Regions from separate parts of the Homo sapiens genome. Here region 2 is linked to region 1. Evidence: chromatin loops called from intact Hi-C (ENCODE). Cell type or tissue: chondrocyte. All regions are shown on one strand. Region 1 has its middle 47 kb from the start of LINC00844. Region 2 overlaps BICC1 (BicC family RNA binding protein 1).

Evidence for each region. Peaks named below come from ENCODE experiments on the same cell type or tissue, not always from the same donor. Only the 100,000 strongest peaks of a DNase experiment are listed, where the experiment ranks them.
Region 2: a loop joins it to region 1, with 2.5 times the contacts of the local background. A loop is called at or near these places in 9 of 110 quality-filtered maps.

Annotation. Positions count from the first base shown.
Region 1 is chr10:58,951,614-58,954,113 of GRCh38, forward strand. No RefSeq gene overlaps it. Among named protein-coding and RNA genes, the nearest start is that of LINC00844, 47 kb to the right of the region's middle. In chondrocyte, CTCF peaks have their summits at 1,240 (motif pointing right) and 1,446; no DNase peak of the experiment used is centred here.
Region 2 is chr10:58,529,802-58,532,301 of GRCh38, forward strand. All of the region lies in intron 1 of BICC1 (BicC family RNA binding protein 1), which reads left to right. Among named protein-coding and RNA genes, the nearest start is that of BICC1, 18 kb to the left of the region's middle. RefSeq lists a silencer at 1,551-1,610. In chondrocyte, a CTCF peak has its summit at 1,491 (motif pointing right); no DNase peak of the experiment used is centred here.

The sequences.
Region 1 (2,500 bases):
GATCGGAAACCCCCTGGGACCCGACAGTATTTTCCTTTGTCAGATCGCTGGACAACAATGGTCCCAGAGATATGAAGTAAAGGTGTTACTTTTCCAAATTATGGAAGCAAATGACCAGCCTGGACCTGTTCATTAGCTGGCGGTACTGTTTTGAGTAAAGAAAAATTTTAAAGATACACTCCGAGCCAAAGAGTTCCAGGGAAATTTTTTTGAAGTACCCAGTGAGAACTTCCCGGCAGCCACATCTTCTTTCTTTCCTTTGTTTTAGAAGTTCAGTCCCTAAAGTGCTCTGTTCCAAGAATTGTTAGGGAAAGATGAAACTCTTCTGGCAGGTACTGGGATGTTTGGTTTGTTTTGACTCTGCGTTGATCTCAGGAATGTTAACAGGCGTGTTTCCATGCAAACCACACAATAAAAAGATGACTATGGTTAAATCTAGTCCCTTGGGGTAGCTAAAAAAAATTTTTTTAAAAATGTACCTATTGGAAAACCTAGTGCTTCTGTAGCCAATTCTGCCAGATTAACAGAGGAGGCCTTTCTGGAAGGCTCTACACTGATCCTGTCAATTCTTATTAGGATGGCAGTTCCTAGCTCTTTCCATTATGGTTTGTCAGTTTTTCCATTAAAGATCATGGCTTTTCGGAACACAAACATCTGGTGTGTTTCGAATCCCTCAGGATCTTGCTGATGGCATACAATTTAATGGCAGGCAGTGCACGTCTTGCACCACATCTTTGCCTAAGTTTCTGGTGCGAAATTCCAAGTTTTGTAAATCTAGTCTTTCCCACACAATCCTGTACAGCTGTTTTCAGATCCAGGAAATCCTTGGACAGAAAGCAGATATGCTTTCTGGGATGTGATGAGCTTTATACAAGGGGGTAAGAGATTCCTGGCGTGTAAACTTGAACAAGTCTCAATTGTTCCATTTCCTTTTGGAAAAAGTCAAGGTCAACACTGTTGACCAGATGTACTTCAGTTAGTATCCAGAATTACGATGAAGAATAAGAACCAAGAGGCTGATTTTGTCAGGAGGCCTAGGTTAGAGTTCAGACCTTCCACCGATTAGCTGTATGGCCCAGGGTGGTCATTTATACTCTGTGGGAAATGGTTTCCCTTTGGGTAAAATGAAATGGTTGGGCATGTTGGAATCTATGCCCCTCCTAGCTTCTGGAACCCAGAAGATTCCAGAGAAAATGAAAATGCTTGTCAGAGGTTTCATAGTACTACCCCGTAGCACCAGTAGATGGCAGACTCGCATTATAGTCTGAAATTGATACCACAGTATGATACTGGTCACATTGTGAAGGTAGGTACAATTTAATGATCATTAAAAAAACCAAAAGAATGAAAAAAAAAAGTGTTGTTCTTAACCAGCAGGCTCATGTAATCCTAGGCAAAGTTCTCTGTTTCTATTAACCTTAATGAGGACTCCATACTTGCCCAATGACCATCTTTTAAACTGTGCTTGGAAAGGCAATATATCTCCATTGGGGCAAACCATGCATTTCCTCTCTCACTAACTCTGATTAATTCATTCAACAACGATTTGTCTGATGTTCAGTGTGTTCCAGGTCTTGGGCTCAGTGCTGGGGATACAGAGATAAACAAAAGAGACAGTCCCTGCACTCAGGAATCTCATCCCCCAGAGGAATGAGACAGCCACTGAACAAGTAGTTGTCACTGTGGTGCAAGTCTACTGAGAAGTACATACTAGACAATGTAACATGGATGCTAGAGGAGGAGTGACAGGGATAACTTCCCTGTGAAGTACTGGATGTATGAGAATGAGTGAGGGCTGGCTTAGCAGACAGGAAATTAGTTGAGGAGAGAAGTTCAGGCAGAAGAAACAGTAGGTGTGAAGCTGCATAGGGAGAGAGAGGGAAAAGATCAGTGCAGGAGCTAAAAGAAGCTGGAATGACTATGGCATTGAACCAGGCAGGGAGTAGTATGAGATGAGGAAACCAGATCTCATGGGGGCTATCGACCATGCAAAGGAGAACGCTGATTTCATAGAATTCTTGATTTCTCCATGATGTTGTTGATAAGGGTGATTTTTATCAGATTTGTTAGCAGGCATCTTGGTGAGTAAAGAAGCCTGTTATGCTGGCCAACATGGTGAAACCCCATCTCTACTAAAAATACAAAAATTAGCTGGGCATGGTGGTGCACACCTGTAGTCCCAGCTACTCAGGAGGCTGAGGCAGGAGAATCCCTTGAGCTCAGGAGACAGAGGTTGCAGTGAACCAAGATCTCGCCATTGCACTCCAGCCTGGTGACAGAGTTAAAAAAAAAAAAAAAAGAAGCCTGGTATGACAGTAAAAGAGAGAATAGGCTCATTTTGACTGGGAAGTTGTAGGAGAAAAAAGGTGTGATGCCTTTCCTCACCCATCATAAAGGTCACGGCTGACACTCCTATAACAAAAGTCAGATTAACAAGAGAAAATAATAATAAATGTATTTAATCAAAGTTTTACATTATAGGAGGCTTCAGAAATGAAGA
Region 2 (2,500 bases), 420 kb before region 1:
ATATATTTACTATCAGTAAATGGATATCTGAGATGCATTATCTAAATAGAGCATATTTGACCAAGTCTAAAAACTGGGCTTTAGCAACAAAACATTATAAAAATGGATCTGGATTTTAAAAGTTTTGCATAAATGATTAGCTTTCAAGCTTGTGAAAGTTTTTTTTTTTCATTTTAAATCATTTGGGACTAGTGAGGCCATCTACAATGGGAAATTGTTGCATGTATTGGACAAAAATCATGAGTGCATATTATGGGACTGCAGAATTAAATGAGGCCCTTTACCTTTAAAAGGAATATAATCTAGTGGAAGAGAGGAAACGTATCTGTATTTTTTAACAGAAAACAAAAGGAGATCACGTAGAGTAAGGCCCTGATTAATGTACATCATAGCCTGGGTCACGTACCTCCACCCCACAAGACCAAGAAGTGAAATGAGGGAATTGAAGAATCAAATAGAAAAAGGCAAAGCCAATACAATGATGCACTATCTAGTTTGTTACTTCTGAGGATGACTACTACTTCTGGTGAGGCCCAGAAGCTATATCCCTAAATTGTCCACCTAAGGAATTAAAAAGAGAGGCATTGGTCTGTCAGCTTCTGTTCCCTCCTTGAGGAGAGTCAAGGGTTGCCTTCTGGGGCCTGCCTTTCCTGCGATTCTGTGTTAATACACTTAAGACTTAGACGTATAGATATCTAACAAGCTCCTAGGGAAGTAATAAAGAAGTATGTTTAGTGTAAGATTGAGATGAGACATTGTTACCCCAAAGTGGGTTGATACCTATGCCGAACTGTTTACTGTAGCCTCGCTGGAATCAGAGATGAAGGTGAGATGGTATATAAGATTGTGTGTCCAGTACAATGTCTTTATATACTTTAAATGCAAAAAAAAAAAAAAAAAGAAAATCAGAAAGGGAGAGGCGGAAATGGACGTTTAAGATATTTCATACCTTTGTTCTAAATCAAAGAAACTTCCTTACTGTAAATTCTTCATGTAGAGAATGCTTTATGAGATTACAAAAATAAGCCTGTCTGCAGTCAGCAAGATGGAGGAATAGGGAGCACCAGACTTCTACCCCTACAGAAATACTGACTTAACAATATGTGGTCCAATAAAGCCTTTATGAGAAGGCCAGAAATCACTTATGAAGTCACAGAACTCCAGTTTAAAACCAAGAACCATGGTTTTGAAACAGGTAAGAAAAGCTGTTTCATTTCATCTGAGTCGGCCCCTTCCCCAAGCCACCACAGCTAATGATGAGGAAAAAAAGTCCAGTGACTGGTTTCTCCCTTGGGAGAAAAAGAGTAAAATGGAATTATGTCCAATGTGCTGGCTTTTTGAGACTACTCAAGTGACTGGTTTCTGCCTTGCTTGACTTGGAGTGCTGATGAGGAATAGGCATACTTTGATTGCCTGGGGACTGCTGAGAACAAGAGAGCTCAGCGGTTGGTGGCAGTACCAAAATACCCGTAGTACTGCAAACAGACACCAGAGGGTGCAAGAGACTGTAGACTCCTGAAAAAGAAACCAGAAAACTTTGTCTGGTTGTGAAATTACACACATAGGCTCAGAAAAAATTCATCTCTGTAAAAGGTTTGAGAGACCGCCAGAATCTCTAGCTGGGCTGATTGGTGAAGATCTTTTTCCATCCAAAACCAGTCTGTAAAGACTGGAAGAGGTGACCGTTTATTCAAATACAAAAATTACAACAAAATATAAGGCACACAAACAGGGAAAATATGGTCCAATCAGAAGAACAAAATAACTGTCCGTAAACTGACCCAAAAGAAATGGAGATCTGTGAATTACCTGACAAATAGTTTAAAAGGAACATTTTAAATTAGTGCACTACAAGAAAACATATACAATGAAACTGTGAATAAAATGAGAATATCAATTAAGAGATGGAAACTGTAAAGATCCAAACAGGAATTCTAAATAACTAAACAGGAATTCTGAAGCTGAAGAATACAGTAACTGATTTGAAAAAAAAAATTATAGGGGATCAACAGCAGACTTTATTAAGCAAGAGAAAGAATCAGCAAACTCAAAGACAGGTCATTTGAAATTATTGAGTCAGAGGAACAAAAAGAAAAAGGAAAAATGAAGAAAGCCTAAGGGACTTATGGGGCGCCATCAAGTGAATCAATATATGCATTACATGAATTTCAGAAGAGGAATATAGAGGAAATGAGGGACAGAATATTTTTCAAACTACAATAGCCAAAACCTTCCAAATGTGAAAAAGGAAATAGATATCCAAATATAAGAAGCTCAAAGGACTACAGTCATGATGAAACTAAAGAAATTCACACTAAGACACATTCTAGTCAACTTTCCAAAAACAAAAATCTTAAGGGCAACAGGAGAAAGGCAATGTGGTATATACAGAGACTTTCCATAAGAATATCACACATTTCTCAGTGGAAGCATCGCAGGACAGAGTGGAATGAGATTATATGAGGGATCTTCAAAAAGTTTGTGGACGGTATGTATTATG